Regions from separate parts of the Homo sapiens genome. Here regions 1, 3 and 4 are each linked to region 2. Evidence: chromatin contacts called from ENCODE Hi-C or POLR2A ChIA-PET data. All regions are on one chromosome and are shown on one strand. Each heading gives the region's core, a stretch centred on a gene start or an enhancer-like site at or near the end of the contact. The rest is flanking DNA. Distances are from core to core; before and after follow the strand shown. Region 1 overlaps URB1 (URB1 ribosome biogenesis factor). Region 2 overlaps CFAP298-TCP10L (CFAP298-TCP10L readthrough). Region 3 overlaps EVA1C (eva-1 homolog C). Region 4 overlaps URB1 (URB1 ribosome biogenesis factor).

What was found. A loop is a pair of places that touch in the nucleus more often than their neighbours do. ChIA-PET counts read pairs that join two places held with the same protein, here RNA polymerase II (POLR2A). Pooled maps may share reads with other maps.
Region 1: a loop to region 2 is called in a map of ascending aorta, with 10 times the contacts of the local background. The contact joins two enhancer-like sites. A Hi-C loop is called at or near these places in 1 of 168 maps with a recorded cell type or tissue (ascending aorta) and 7 of 50 pooled maps. POLR2A ChIA-PET finds 5 or more read pairs at or near these places in 3 of 52 experiments (H1, common myeloid progenitor, CD34-positive and naive thymus-derived CD4-positive, alpha-beta T cell).
Region 3: a map of posterior cingulate gyrus shows a loop between it and region 2 (4-fold over the local background). The contact joins two enhancer-like sites. A Hi-C loop is called at or near these places in 46 of 168 maps with a recorded cell type or tissue (A673, CD14-positive monocyte, CD4-positive, alpha-beta T cell and 35 more), 2 of 37 single-sample maps with no recorded cell type and 33 of 50 pooled maps. POLR2A ChIA-PET finds 5 or more read pairs at or near these places in 13 of 52 experiments (CD4-positive, alpha-beta T cell, CD4-positive, alpha-beta memory T cell, CD8-positive, alpha-beta T cell and 8 more).
Region 4: a loop to region 2 is called in a map of prostate gland, with 2.6 times the contacts of the local background. The contact joins two enhancer-like sites. A Hi-C loop is called at or near these places in 1 of 168 maps with a recorded cell type or tissue (prostate gland) and 8 of 50 pooled maps. POLR2A ChIA-PET finds 5 or more read pairs at or near these places in 1 of 52 experiments (activated CD4-positive, alpha-beta T cell).

What each region holds. Positions count from the first base shown.
Region 1 is chr21:32,370,615-32,374,335 of GRCh38, reverse strand. URB1 (URB1 ribosome biogenesis factor) reads left to right here. Exons shown (of 39, transcript NM_014825.3): 7 at 564-689; 8 at 1,705-1,829. Among named protein-coding and RNA genes, the nearest start is that of SNORA80A, 4.8 kb to the left of the region's middle. Within about 2 kb of position 2,280, at least 16 of the 41 ENCODE cell types and tissues checked have a DNase peak (open chromatin) inside an H3K27ac peak, as active enhancers do; they include ascending aorta, where a contact is called at or near this core.
Region 2 is chr21:32,568,285-32,572,336 of GRCh38, reverse strand. The region is part of intron 10 of CFAP298-TCP10L (CFAP298-TCP10L readthrough); the gene reads left to right. Among named protein-coding and RNA genes, the nearest start is that of TCP10L, 15 kb to the left of the region's middle. RefSeq lists enhancers at 2,411-2,480, 2,285-2,826, 2,827-3,370. Within about 2 kb of position 2,521, at least 34 of the 41 ENCODE cell types and tissues checked have a DNase peak (open chromatin) inside an H3K27ac peak, as active enhancers do; they include PC-3, ascending aorta, dorsolateral prefrontal cortex and 2 more, where a contact is called at or near this core.
Region 3 is chr21:32,424,769-32,428,422 of GRCh38, reverse strand. The region is part of intron 1 of EVA1C (eva-1 homolog C); the gene reads right to left. Among named protein-coding and RNA genes, the nearest start is that of EVA1C, 14 kb to the right of the region's middle. Within about 2 kb of position 1,547, at least 5 of the 41 ENCODE cell types and tissues checked have a DNase peak (open chromatin) inside an H3K27ac peak, as active enhancers do; they include PC-3, dorsolateral prefrontal cortex, endothelial cell of umbilical vein and 1 more, where a contact is called at or near this core.
Region 4 is chr21:32,328,367-32,332,263 of GRCh38, reverse strand. The region is part of intron 30 of URB1 (URB1 ribosome biogenesis factor); the gene reads left to right. Among named protein-coding and RNA genes, the nearest start is that of MRAP-AS1, 22 kb to the right of the region's middle. RefSeq lists an enhancer at 1,017-1,609. Within about 2 kb of position 2,468, at least 6 of the 41 ENCODE cell types and tissues checked have a DNase peak (open chromatin) inside an H3K27ac peak, as active enhancers do.

The DNA.
Region 1 (3,721 bases), core at 1,031-3,530, 200 kb after region 2:
GTTTGGGTGGAGCTGAGAATTTGTGCCACAATTCTACTTGCAGGAACCAGTGTCAAGTCCAAAGTCAGATGCAATGAAGACTATGTTCAAGGATGCTAATCACAGCTTTATGGAGAATAGCCAGAATTTAGAAACAACTAATTGTAAACACCAGGGGAATGGTTAGATAAGTTGTGGTCCACTCATAGGATAGAATGGTATTTAGCCCCCCAAAATGTTCTAAAGGGATGTTTAATGACGTGGAAAAGGCTTATGCTTCATAAGTAATCATATATAAATAAAATCTCAGGCAAAAAATAATGAATACATACACATGTATATTGTGTGGGTGTGGGTGGTGACTGAAAGGAAATATATCAAAATAGTAACGATATCCTAGGATGGTTGGGAATATTGGTGAATTTCCCTTTATGTTTTTCCTTTTTTTAAACCAAATTTTCTGCCACTAGCAAGCATTATTTTTATAATGATGAGAAAACAGTAAGCACCATTTAAAAAATAATTGAATTCCATGAACTTTTTCATAATTTGTTTTTTAATAATTTGTTTTATTATTGTTTCAGGTAGTTCACAATAAAAATATCACAAAAACCCAGAAGGTGCGTTTCTTTACGGGGCAGTTATTGAACCACATAGCATCGCTGTACAACTGGAATGGGATTACCGATGTGAACCCAGAAAATGTCAAGGTGCAGACACTTTTTGGTTTTCGTTGACCTCGTTGTTGGAATTTGATCCTCAGGGTTGGGAGAGGGAGAATTCTCAACACCGCACCAGACTTGAAGTCCCCTCATTTGATCTGTTTCTTTTGACTGTGGTTATATGGTTGTATTAACCCTCTGCTAACTGCAATAGGATTTTTTTCCCCTAATTTCTTAATCATGCTAATAATTTTTTTTTTTAATTAGAAAACTATGATTTCCTTGGGCTGAGCCATATCTTAGTTTTCCCTGCAGCACTTGCCTGTTAGACCTGCAGGGTCATCCCGGCCATCTTTTCCTCTTGCTTTACCTCTGCCTTCCCATCCTTCCATTCTTTCATGTCCAGTTGTTGGAGTTTCAAGGCTTGTTGTGTGTTTTTTGTTTGTTTGTTTGTTTTTAACCTCAGGATCCTGAATGTCTAGGAGCCTCACCTACTGACATATATAATTTATTTTGTGCTAGTTAACTCGTGCTAAATTGAAACAGCTGCTCTTAACATCGACCCAATGCCAGTGTATATTTTAATTTTCTTCAGGGTGTTACTGAACATGGACTTGGCCAGAGTAGTAAAGGCACAGACTTCCTGTTAACGTTATAATAATTCACCTCTCAAGAGCCTAATATTTCACCTCCTTTTATCTTGGAGACTTGCCCAGGTCCTCTTGTTTTGAACATGTTTTTGTATGCTCTAGACCAGCAAGCCTCAGAGGCTGCATAAAAACACTCCCAAATATGGAATTTTATTCAAATGAACAAGAGAAATTAGATCACTTTAAAGCTTTTAAAAATACAGGTTTAAACTTGCCCCTCTTCAGAGTATTCTTTTATCTTGATCGGTGTATCTTTTTGTTGTTGTTTTCATTTATTGTTTGGAATGACACCAAGTATTTAAAATGTTTTCTAAATTGTCATCGGCAGTTAATATTGTCCTTGTTTTTACTCTAGCTCTTACTAAAGTGTATGAGCTTGGGATTTTCATTGAATTTTTAAAAAATCTTCATAGGTTTCTGCCGAAGAAGCAGGGAAAACCATGGTGCGGGAGCTTGTTCATAACTTCCTGATGGATCTTTGCTGTTCACTCAAGCATGGAATTAATTTTTACGATGCATCTTTGGGTACCTTTGGCAGGTAAAGTATAACACTCTTGTGGACCCCAGGGTGTGTATGTTCCTCAGAAGTCACCACATATGTGAGTGTCTAGTGGAACTGTAGTAGGTTAGAACTAGAATTGTGGACATTATCTAACTCGTTTCAGGGTTGAACAGTTGTAGTCCCAGAGAACTTCTCCTTGTTGCATGTCCTCAGGGGCAGTTCTGAGGGTAGCTGTCTATTAGCACTTAGTTAGGTCATGGGATATTTCACCCAGGGAGGTGCTGCGGATGTTTACCTAAAGACAGTGTTCGTCAGCTGGAGCTCAGAAAAGGCGTCTGCCTTGCCAGAGAGGGTTGGCCCTGACATGGGCCTCACAGCAGTCCTGACGCAGGTACCATTGTTATGCCAGCTTTGCAGAGGAAGAAAGTAGTTCTAGAGAGGTCGAGACACTTACACTGGTTAAATGGCAGAGGTTGCACTGGAATCCAGGAAGTCCAGCTCCAAACTGATACTAAAACAGTCCTCCCTCTCCTTGACAGGCTGCCCATGAGTCACGGTTTCAAAATTGTTTTTTTTTTTAACATTTTGTTTCACATTTCACAATTGTGGTAACATTTCATCAGTAAGGAAACATATTAAGTTCAAATCTACTGGTTTTGATCATATTCTTTAAGACTTTCTTTTTGTAATCGTATAATACAGGTCTATGTGATTTTTTTTTTTAATAACAAAAATGGCTTACTACTGTTCATCCTATCTGCTTTTTTCCCACTTGACAATAAAAATATTGGCCATGTTTTCTTGTCATTGTAAATGTGTAAATGATTTATTGTTTAATCCTTGTTATTCTATCCTAGCATTATATCACAAGGATTTAGGCAGTTTGATTTACTTCTAATTTCAGCCAGTCAGGAAATCAGGTGATTCCTTCAGAATGGAATAACATGGTGGGAGTTTTTCTGTCTGCTTATGACTTTGGACGTGTTTTGATTCTGAGGTCACTGTGATTTAACTTGTCACATCATTTCTTTTTTCTTTCATCAGTAAGAATGAGCTCATTTTCCTGCCAAAACATAACAGCAGACTTTTATAGTCGAATAGAATATTACACCATGCTTAAAACACATGCATTGTTCCCCCTTTTTAAAGCATTTTTCCTCCATAACTAGGCCCATGAAATAGATGAGCATTTAATGAGCATATTGAATCAACTTGTGGGTGTGCGTCTCTTTGCAGCAAGCTGTGATTTATGTGAATTTTGAAGCCATGGGCAAAAGACAAGTGTTTGTGCATAAGGGAAAGGAAGGAGATTTGTTTGTGGATGGTGATAGAAAGCTTTGAGAACACTGAATTGCATCGTTCCCTGTTCCCCAGTAGACACGTGGCCCACTCATTCATTTCATTCAGGTTCCTGTGCAGACCTCACCACTTCAGGGAGGCCTTCCCGGACAGCCCTTTCTGAAATAGTCCCTCCACTGTCACTGTGCTTTTTGCCTGGCTTAGGCTTCTGACTGTTCATACATTTATTTGCTGATTTATTTATTTGCTTGTTCATTATCAGATTGGTGAGAAGTGGTGAGAACGGGCGCTGGTCTATTATGGGCCTCCAGTCCCTAGGACAGTGCCTGGCACATAGTAGGTGTTCACTGAAAGCTGGTGTTAGAGCATAGAGCAAGGATTGGCAAACTTTTCTACAAAGGGCCAGATTGTATTTTGGGCTTGGCAGCCTACACAGTCTGTTGTGACCACTCAGTTGTGCCAGCAAAGCATCCATAGATGTAAATAAGTAGGTTTACCTGTGTCCCAATCAAATTACAATGATAGGTGCTGGGCCCTACTTTGCCAGTCGCTGGTGTAGGTTAACAGAGCAGACAGCTGGGCTTCAATCCCAACTTAGCTCTGAGACCTTCACTGGGTTAGGCATCCTC
Region 2 (4,052 bases), core at 1,272-3,771:
GAGGTTGCAGTGAGCCAAGATCATGCCATTGCACTCCAGCCCGGGTTACAGTGTGAGGCTTTCTAAAAACAAAAACAAAACAACAACAACAACAAAACAAAACAAAACAAAAAAAACCCTCAGGGCTCCTATTTGTTCTACATTGCGGTGAATTGTATAATTTATAATTATTTCATTACAATATAATAATGAAGTGCACAGTAAATTTAGTGAACGTAATCAGCCAACCCCCCCACAACCCACACCCATGCCAGTCCGTGGAAAAATTGTCTTCCATGAAACTGGTCCCTAGTGCCAAAAAGGTTGGGGACCACTGCATTAGGTAATGAGAGAACTGTGTTAAAAATATCCCAGTTTGGGCCGGGCGCAGTGGCTCATTCCTATAATCCCAGCACTTTGGGAGGCCAAGGTGGGCAGATCACCTGACGTCAGGAGTTCGAGATCAGCCTGGCCAACATGGTGAAACTCTATCTCTACTAAAAATACAAAAGTTAGCCGGATGCGGTGGAGTGCGCCTATGATCCCAGCTACTCAGGAGGCTGAGGTTGGACAATCACTTGAACCCAGGAGGCGGAGGTTGCAGTGATCTGAGATGGCGCCACTGCACTCCAGCCTGGGTGACAGAGCAAGACTCCATCTCAAAAAAAAATAAATAAATAAATCCTAGTTCGGTTATGAATTTACTAATATTTATTTGTAATTTTTCTCTTTCTTATAAATTGGTTTCTTTTTAAAAATCCTTAACCAGTGACACCTATTTTTATACCTTTAATGCTTTCTGCTTTAAGTCTATTAAATCTAATAGGTATAGCAGCTTTCTTTTAGTTAGTTAATATGTGCCTGTTTCTATTCTTTCTCTTTTGCTATTTCTAAATCTTTATCTTTAAATATGATCTTATAAGAAACAGACATTAAGAAAATTATATAATCTGAAAATAACTTTCCTTTTAACCTGAGGTTTTATTTCATAAACTGAAAATGTATCAGTATCCTTACCGTCCTCTACAACCAACTCAAGAGTCTTCTAGTTCTGATTCTCCTCCCCAATCTCTCATGTCATTGTGTTGGCTTCTGCCAGGATTTTTACTCTAAGTTGTCTTTACCCTCAGTATTAGTTATGATTATCACTGTGGTGTTTACATAGCCAGTGTTTACTTTAAACTTTTTAAATTTATGCAGAATTTGGGGCGCTTCTTTCCCGTTTCTTGGGCACAGTTTCCTTCTAGTTGACGAGCATGAAGAGATGGGGGCAATCAACTCTTTCAATTTTGGCTCATCTGAAAATGTCCTTTGTTTTGCCTTGTTCATGAGTGATCATTCATCCTGATGCCCCTTCTGACCCGTCATCCCGTAGCTATTCAATGGTCACCATGTGGCAGGCATTGTTTTAGGGCTAGGGAATCAGCAATGAGCACATTTGTAAAAAGTTCTTATTTCATGACATTTTATTGGAGGGAAGCACTTTTATGTTGTGGACATGGTTTATTTCCTTAGACCTCATGAACCAATCTCTGCTACTTTCAAACTTTTCTTCTGTAGCTTTCTCACTCCTCTCAGCCTTTGTGGAACTGAGGAGAGTTCCTTGCTCTGGAGTAGGCTTTGGCCTGAGGGAACGCTGTGGTTGGTTTGATCTATCTAGACCACTGTAATAAGGCTGTTTCGCTTTCTTGTCATTCATGTGTTCACTAGAGCAGCACTTTTAATTTCCTTTAAGAGGTTTTTCTTTGCATTCACAACTGGGCTAACTCCTGGGTGCAAAAGGCCTTGCTTTCAGCCTATCTCAACTTGGAACAGGCTTTCCCTACTAAGCTTAATCATCTCTAGCTTTCGATTTAAAGTGAGAGATGTGTGTCTCTTCCTTTTACTTGAACACTTAGAGGCCGTTGTAGGTTATTAATGGTGTAATCCCACAATTGCGTTTCAGGGAACAGGGAGGCCTGAGGGGAGGGAGAGAGATGGGGGGCAGCTGGTCATTGGAGCACTCGGAACACACGTGACATTTATTACGTTTTCTGTCTTACGTGGGTGCGGTCGTTGGTTCCCCAAAACAATTACAAAGTAAAATCAAAGATCACTGATTACAGATCACCATGACGGATATAATGATAATGAAAAAATTCGAAATATTACAAGAATTAAAAATATGACACAGAGATATGAAGTGAACACGAGCCGTTGGAAAAATGGCACCCATAGAGGTGCCCCAACAGAGTTGCCACAAACTTTCAATTTGTAAAAAAAGTGCAGTATCTGCGAGGCACAATAGAGCAAGGCGCAATAAAACGAGGTCCACCTGTGCGCGCAACCCCCTCACAGGGAGGCTGTAAACACAACGCAGGAACATCATGAAAAGGCCCGTTCTGAGCACTGGGCTACAGAGGGCGCTGTTCGGTAAACAGGTCATTTCGCTGCACAAAGCCGCTCACAGTACATCTCTGAAGTTAACGCGCTCAGATTTTAACTTTTCAACCTGTGCCGTGCCACAAACTGGGTCACTGAAAACCGCGGAAGTTTATTCCCCCCCGACCAGGGGGGGCTGCGCCCTCAGGGAGCTGAGCGGTCCCCGTGAGGCCCCTTCGCTGCCTGCACAGTTCAGCTGTGCCGTCCCTAGCGCGGCAGTCCCTGGACCTGGTGTGCAGAGGAATCGTGGTAAGAAATGTGCACACATCATCCAGGCAGACGGTCCCGTGAGTCTGTCCAACAGAAAAGAGGAAGGCGAGGCGGAGTCCTGAAGGCGAGGCTTGCAGAGGCGGGAGAACCAGGCAGAAGGCCACGGGCCTGCCGAGCTCCCAGCAGCGACGGGGGCGGCGCCCTCAACACGCCGGCGCCCTAGGAAGGCCGAGTCTGTGTTCGCGCTGCCTGCGGTGTGTGGCAGCTGCGCGCTCCTTACCTGTGGGGCAGAGTTGGCCGGAGCCACTGCCTGAAGAAACTCGGCTCTGTCCTCCGTTCCGGGGAGCGGAATGCGGCCAGTGGATGTGAGTTCCTTCCGTTGCTTTCCGCAGCCCACAGCTAAGTCACTCTGATGAGCATCTCGCAGGCCTGCGCTTCTGCTTCTCGTTGCCTTCTAGGCGGTTCTGACTTTGACACCCCTTTCCTCCTCTGCTTGTGCCCTCGAATCCTACGTTAGGGAAATGGGGACCCTGTTTTGAAACAAAATGAGAAAGAATCATAACCTTCAACTTCAGAACACTTCAAAGTCAGTAGAACCTGTAAGGAAATACAACAACATTCTATCTTCTATAGATTGACAGCATTAAAAGATGCTGTAAAATAATGTATAAAAAGAAAAGAAAAAATAATGGCAATAAGAAAAACGTTCTCAATTTTACTATTAAAAATTTAGTAATAGAAAACTTTATTCACAGAAATTCATATAGAAACCCAACGTGAATAATAGATAAAGTTCAGTTGTGTTTGTCAACTTGCAAAACCCACCACCTCGCAGGTGGACCCTGAGGAGATGGTGGGTGATAAAATCTAATCTTCATCAAGGATGTTGGATAACCAGTAAAAAGCAGCTGTATGTTAATAAAGCTGTATTGCCTGTCCTTCTTTACAACTGCACTTTAATTAGATATTTACATTTTGCCTTTATGAATATATAGGCAAATGTTTTTCCTATATTTTCCTTGATGAAACATGTTTAGATATTCATTTGACTTCTTTCTTTCTCATTATTCCCTTTATTTCATTTAAGATGTGTACTCGTATTGAGCTCAGATCTCTGAACTCTTCCTCTTAATAAACAAACCTTCTACTTCTTTTAGTTCATTAAATCTATTTTAATCTTTCCTTGACAGTGATTTTATAAACAATGGTTGTTTATCGGAGAAAATAATATCTGGACTAGAAGAAATGTCAATGAGATTAGTTTTACAAACTATCAAGTCAGTTATCTAACTTGCTAAGTGCTGTCCAAGTTAGATAACTAGATAACTAGTAATTTAATAACGCTACAGAAACATCGTGTTGTCCACCTTTATAAAAAATTATTCCAAATAACTATGTCATTTGTTTTAATTTGAAGAATACATAGTACAGACAGTTAAGCT
Region 3 (3,654 bases), core at 298-2,797, 140 kb after region 2:
CCATGTGGGCCTTATCTGTCCCGTTGTCCACAGTCTGGTTTTATCTTAGACCCAGCCTGGTGCAATCCATGTTGTGTACTGGCACTCCACTTAAGCTTCCTGTTTGTAAAAAGCCCCTTTCATTCGGTGATTCCTCAGGGCTTTAAGGGAACTTTCTGGAAACCAGGAAGAAGGAAATAAAGGTTGTTTTGCTGAGGATGGGTGACGTTGGGCGCGGGACCCAAATGAGTGGTTTGAGCAGAAAGTCGCCTCCACGCTGGACTAATGCTTGGCAACATTATGGGAAAATTTCTGAGCCCAGAAGTTTATCATCTATTCACAGTTCAGAGGGATCCAGGGGTCAGATACGATGCTTCAGTTCTTTTTTAAAAATATATAGTACACAATCTTTATCAACAAGAGAAGACAAGGGACATGGAGGACAAACTGTGCACTCTACATAAAGTATACATGTAATGAGAAAAGTCACTGTCCACTGTTTAAGGTCCAGGGAAGAAAACAACTAGGAAAAGAGAAACTTCAAAAACAAGTTTTTCCTGCCTTTCTTTTTTTTTTTTTTTTTTTTTTAATAGAGATGGAGTCCTGCTATGTTGCCCAGGCTTGTCTCAAACTCCTGCCTTCAAGTCATCCTCCCACCTTGGCCTCCCACAGTGCTGAGATTATAGGTATGAGCCACTGTGCCTGGCCTCTGCCTATTTTTTTTTTTCCCCTGAGATGGAGACTTGCTCTGTCACCAGGCTGGAGTGCAGTGGCACGATATCGGCTCACTGCAACCTCCGCCTCCCAGGTTCAAGCGATTCTCCTGCCTCAGCCTCCCGAGTAACTGGGACTACAGGCATGTGCCACCACGCCCAGCTAATTTTTGTATTTTTAGTAGAGATGGGGTTTTACCACATTGGCCAGGATGATCTCAACCTCTTGACCTCGTGATCTTTCCGCCTCAGCCTCCCAAAGTGCTGGGATTACAAGCATGAGCCACCACGCCCGGCCTCTGCCTATTTTTAACACTGTCTATACCCAGCGGTAAATACTCCATTCAAGAGGCATTTGAGAAGATCAATAATGTCTTTAGGCCTGCGTTTCCAAACTATATAGAAACAAAGAATAGTAAAGTCTTGCAAGAAGATGCTCTGAAAAAACAAATGTATTATATACATCGTCAAATGTTTTTACTTTTATTGCAGGAAGCCATATTCATTTAAGAGCCACAGTAATCCTTGCTTAAGAACATGGTGCCTTTTTATTAAAAGGGTGTCCAGGGAAAAGATGCTTCAGTTTTTTAATCTGAGCTGATTCTGAAAACTGAAGTTCTATGGCACCAAAGTGAGCAGGAATGAGAAAATGCCCTCCCGTTGGACAGCATTCGTACATCACCCACTTGAAAATTAAATCTGAAACAGAGTTCTGACAGGCCTGCTATTTTCTTCAGTGCCAAGAGCCACACAATAGACCTTTTTTTGGGACAAAGCTCTTAAAATGCTTGGAAATTCAGATGGACTGAGTCACAAAACTGTACAAATACTGCACACCCATTCCTGCTGGTGCCCCTGCTCGCTCTCTTGGAAACAATACTATATTTTCCCTGTGTTTGGCAGAAGGAAAAAAATATTTTAAGTAGAGTTGTGACTTGTCTGAAGGGGTGATGGAGGGAGGCATGCTCAGAAAGTGGAAGCTGCTCTGCAGTCTTGAGGCCTCTGGGCAGGGATGGTAGTTACCATTTCAGAGGAGTCCGTCGACTCCTCCTTCTCGATGTGGGCTGTAAAACGATGCTTAGCCCCATGACCACACAAACTCCAGCGTATCTTGATAAGTGTATAACAGCAGCACAGACTGCTGAATGCACTGTTCACAAAGTAACACCCAAGCTGTCTGTATGTGAGTGCATGGAGGCTGGTGGGGTGGCAGGGGTTGGAGAGAGAGAGGTAGGGGGAATGAGAGCAGGAACACAGGGAAGGAGGAAAGTCGGGGAGGCAGTGGGAGATGCCAAAAAAAAAAAATCTCTGCACTATCTTCGTGACTTTCTCCTTCCTTTTTCATGTTCAAATCAAATTATCCACCCCCCATCATGCAACCATTTCACTGAGATTTTGAAATAATTGAGATGTGTTGCAAACACATCCTCGCACGTCAAGTGAGCAAGTGACTTCAAGTCTGAACACCTCTCCAGAGCAATATTTCACTTTGACGTTAATGATGGCCAAGAGTCTAGCTTGAGATGAAGGCAAAAGGGCCAAACACATAGACAAGGTCCTTGGAGGAAAGGAAGGGGGAAAAATTCTGACTAAAACCCCACTGGGCTAGAGAGGGTGGAGAAGCACAGCAGCCAGTGGATTTTCATTTCTTTGGCTTTATGGAACTGAAGACCTCCTTCGGGCTGCAGAAGGCAAGCTAGATTTGGAGAAGAGAGTCTTTCAGAGCTGTCTAGGGACTCCAGACTCAACTCTGATTTAAAAAAAAAAAGTGTTCACTTTTTTCAGGTTCTAAAAGTGTGGAAAATAAAACAAGGACAAATCTGCTGGTCTAGCCCAGGGTTCCTCAACCTTAGCACAAGGACTGCATGATTCTTTGCTGTGGGGGCGCTGTCCTGGACAGTGTCAGATGTTTAGCGGTGTCCCTGGCTTCTACTCACTAAGAGGCTGTGACAAAGAAAATTGCCTCCAGAGATTGCCAGATATTCCCAAGGGACAAAATCACTCTTGGACTGAGAATCACTGGTTTCAACTAAATATCAGGAAAAGCAAAATGTTCACTGGGTAAAGATCGCCGTCCCCTGTAAAGAGCATATAGCATTTTTGGCAAATGTTGACAAACCCAAATAACCTGCCTTGACTTGAATAGCCAGGGAGAGACACAGAAATCTGAGACAAGAAAAGACCTTTTGCCTCAAAGCCTTAGTTTATGGTTTTTGAGAGCTCTAACACTAATAAAAAATAATCCTGGGCCAGGCACAGTGGCTCCTATCTGTAATCCCAGCACTTTGGGAGGCTGAGACAGGAGAATCGCTCAAGGCTAGGAGTTTGAGACCAGCCTGGGCAATCTAGCAAGACCCTGTCTCTACAAAATACTCTTTTTTTTTTTTTTTTTTTTTGAGATGGAGTCTTACTCTGTCTCCCAGGCTGCGGTGCAGTGGCGTGATCTCGGCTCACTATAACCTCCGCCTCCTGGGTTCAAGCGATTCTCCTACCTCAGCCTCCTGAGTAGCTGGGATTTACAGGGGCATGCCACCACACCCAACTAATTTTTGTTGTTGTTGTTTGTTTGTTTGTTTGTTTTTAGTAGAGATGGGATTTCACCATGTTTGCCAGGCTGATCTCAAACTCCTGACCTCAGGTGATCTGCCCACCTCAGCCTCCCACAGTGCTGGGATTACAGGTGTGAGCCACTGCACCCACCCTACAAAATACTTTTAAAAATTAGCGGGGTGTGTAGTCCCAGCTACCTGGGAGGCTGAGGCAGGAGGAGCTGTTGAGCCCAGGAGGTTGAGGCTGCAGTGAGTCACAATCATGCCAGTGCACTCCAGCCTGGGTAACAGAATGAGACTCTATGAGAAATCATCATCAATCATCATCATCATCACGTCATCATCATCATCTTGGGACATTCTAACTTAAAATAAAAAAAATACGGAAATCAGATGAGAGGGACCTTTGCACT
Region 4 (3,897 bases), core at 1,219-3,718, 240 kb after region 2:
CTCTGTCTACTCCTAGATCCTGAGGAATTTTTCTTATGTTTCTATCTAAAAGTTTCTAGTTTTACTCTTTAAATTTAAGCCCGTGATCTGTTTTGAGCTCACTTTTCTGTGAGGTGTGATGTCCAGGTCTGGATTCATACTGCTTCACCTGTTGTTGTCAGTTGTTACAGCCTCTGTGTGTTGAAAAGTCCATCTGTCCCGCTTGTGACTGTTGGTTGAGATGGGGGTCCCAGCTGCTCACTGGGCCTCTGCAGGTCTTTCCTGGCGGGGACAGGTAGAAGTGGGGGCTGCCCAGTCACTGCTGGGCATGCTGAAAGTCCTTACTCTCTGCTAGGCTTCCTCTGACACCCCAGTGGGGGCAGGAGGAGTGTACTGTCACTGCCCAGGAGAGGAACATCCTGCCTCCCTACTTGGCCTTCTCTCATGCCACCCCAACAGGGGATTTGGGGCTCCTCTTTCCAGCCTGGCAGGGGTGGGAGTCTAGGCTCCACCTTTGCTGGTGTGGCTGGGAGTGGGGCACAGTGAAGTGTTTGGCTGAAGTATCGCCGCTCTTGGCTCACAGTTTTCTGTCTTGCTAGGCAGCCCTTTTTCCATTCTTTTTTGTTAGAGAGAACAGGCTTTTGTTCCGGCCTTTGTGTGTGTGAGAGCCTGTCGATGTTTCCAGGTTGCTGACTTGAGTTCTAAGTCTAGGACAAATGAGGCAAGAAGACAACCCAGGAACGCACTCCCTTGTTCTTTGGGTCTCAAGGTCTCTGACTGGTCTGCTTTCTTTCTACCTTCCAGAATCATCTTATATTTGTTCTACATATGATGCTCAGTATTTTTAGTTCTACTTGATAGGAAGAATAGGAAAAAGCATGTCTACTCCATCTTGCCAGAATTGGGAAGTCTAAGTTCATTAATTTTTAACATTAGGTAATACATTCACAGTTTGAAATTCAGCAGGTGCTGAAGGGTATACAGGGAAAATGCACTTCCTGCCCTACCTCTGGCCACAGTTTCCTCATTCTAGAGGGAGAACTGTTGCAGTTCCTCATGTTTTCCTAGGTCCAGCTTGAGATTCCAGTGGGGTGTGCTGGGGGTGTGGCGGCACACATTTTGCTTCTGTGCTGGTTCGCGTGATCCCTGAATGGACTCCCAGACTTCACAACTGGGGAGATTTAGGTGCACTGGGGAGACATTGTTCCACTATTCATCCTGTTTTCCTCCTTTTTAAACTTGAAATTTTATTTTCTCAACAAATGCTCCTACTTCTGAATAGATTTGCCAATCCTCTATCAGTGCCCTTTGTATCCCTTTTAAAAAGATCAAAGAGGCTAGGATATCATAGAGATCTTCCCATCAATAGGCCTTTGTGTTGGCTCTAGCTCCCCATGGTGAGCACTGTGCTCTGTTGCTGAAGCTGGATTTTGTTTGCAAGAGAGCAGGGGGCATTTCATACAAATGTCAGATTACGGTAATAGCAAATGGATATCTTAATTGCCCTGATGGCGATTTTAAGCAGCAGGCTAACTGCAGCAGATCTCCTAGTCAGTGGCCAGGAAGCTCTTCTGATTTCCCCTGTGCCTCAGTGGTGCTGCTAAATCTGTTACTCATCAAACATGGAAATAAAGTTTCCATACTCTAAAAAAATGCAAGACTACTGGACCTTTTAACTTTAGTGAATTATAACAGATAGAGCTTTCAGGAGAAAAAGGCTTGGAAAAAGTTTAATAGCAAAATCAGGATGTTAATTTTCATGAAATCTTGAGTACTGTGCTTTTTTTTTTTTTTTCCCTTGGTCTGGGAGGACTTTTTTGAAGAGCTGTCATTAGTAAATGGTCTTTCAAATTAGGAAAATGTACCAGGTACCAGTTTCCTTACCTTAAATTTCCAAATACGACTATTTAAGTTTTATTGGTTTAATACAGGTAGAAAAATTTGCAGAGCTTGCCTATCCCAATTTGAAAAGGAATTGCAATAGTCAAAAATTTACACGAAAAATTCATATCAAAGTAGAACATTTCAAAAGGCATACAGGTGGAGAGGGAAATGGATATACCCAAAAAAAAAAAAAAAAAAAAAAACACTCCCCAAAAAGTACATTTCTTAGATGTTGCTCTGAGCATCTTGTCATCCCAAACGAAAGATGGAGGCCTGGTTTTTAAACAGATTTCATTGACTGCTGAAAGGAAGCACACTCATTCATTGGAAGAGGCAAATTCCTGGCACTAAAATAGTTGAAGTGTGACACATAGAAAAGTCAGTAGTGGTGACACCACCAGTGAGATCAGGGCATAGAACAGTAAGCAGCTCCTCAAGCCCCTTCCTCCCTAGAAGGGGCCAGCATCCTGTATTTGAACTTCATGTAAATGGCGATACACATGATGTAATCTTTGCTGCCAAGCTGCATCTATCCCATGTTACATTTGTGAGATTCAGCTATGCAGAGTGTAGCAGAAGTTCTCAACTGTATGTTTTTACTTCCTGCGGTGGCATCTGGGTCCAGATATTGCTAAACTAACTGCAATCCTAAATTGAGCATCCAATTAATTTTTATATGTGGCTGCCAGTCTTGAGAGTAATTACAGTCCCACTGCTCCGTTTTCAGCCCTTTGCTGGAAATGGGAACCTATTTTCTTAACCTTATTCCTTCCCTTCTTTGAGTCCTTGGCCAAGAAACAGGGCCAGCCAAGGCTGTTAGCAATGGCAGTGACAAATGCTTTTTCCACAGCAAACTCTTGTCCTCAACAGAACTGGGCTGAAATCTACAGCTCATAATTCACACATGCCACAAGGCAGCCAGAACAGGAAGCCCCATTTGCAATTCTCTGAGCCTCATCACTAGATGACCAGAGCACGCAGGCTCCTCTGACTCTTCTCACTGTGATGAGTCTAGCCTATTGGGGTGCCTCTGGGGGATATTATGTAAAAAGAGGTGTAAGGAAGATTTCTGATGCTCCAACAGCAGTTACACTGCTACTGAAGCCCACTAATACTGGGGCACATTTTTTTTTAAGAGTCAGGGTCTCACTCTGTCACCTAGGTTGGAGTGCAGTGGCATGATCATGGCTCACTGTATACCCAAACTCCTGTTCAAGCCGTCCTCCTGCCTCAGCCTCCTGAGTAGCTAGGACTGCAAATGTGCACCACCATGCCTAGCTAATTTTTTTTTTTTGGTAGAGACTGTATCTCTCTATGTTGCCAGGGGAACTCCTGGCCCCAAGTAATCCTCCCACCTCAGCCTCCCAAGTTGCTGGGGGATTACAGCACCTTGGGAGGCTGGGTGAGCCATTACACCCAGTTCTGGGGCAGTTTTAATTTTAATCCTTGATAACTGTCCTGGTTAAGCCATTTTGATCTGAAGGTCTGTTAAGGCCACGTTGCTATTCATGAGGTTCTTGAAACAAAGAGAATGGCATTTATAACTATTTTTAAATAGCCTATCATGTTTTCAGCATTCTGAGGGCGGCTCTTTTCCATAAGTGTTACAAAGCCAAGATTTTCATAGAGTAGCAGAGATGAGCACAAAACAGGAAACTGACTTTTCCTCATGGACACGTGGAAAATCCATTTGTCTTAGAATGTCAGTGATTACTAAAAATATCCCAGCCAGCTGAGTATTAGCTGCTTTTAGTGAGTATAAACTAAATGTTTAGACTTTTCTCTTTCCCAAATGTATTCCATTTACCTATATTTGTTATGTACTTATGTAGGTGTCTCTTAAACACATTTCTTCCATCTTTTGTAAAACAATATAATTGTATCTAGTTTGGTGCTTTTAAAGCTTTTGGATTTCTTTTTCCCTCTTATCAAAAACAGTCACTTGTGAGAAATAAGAAAATTAGGCTGGGCACGGTGACTCATTCCTGTAATCCCAGCACTTTGGGAGGCCAAGGCGAGCTGATCACTTGAGGC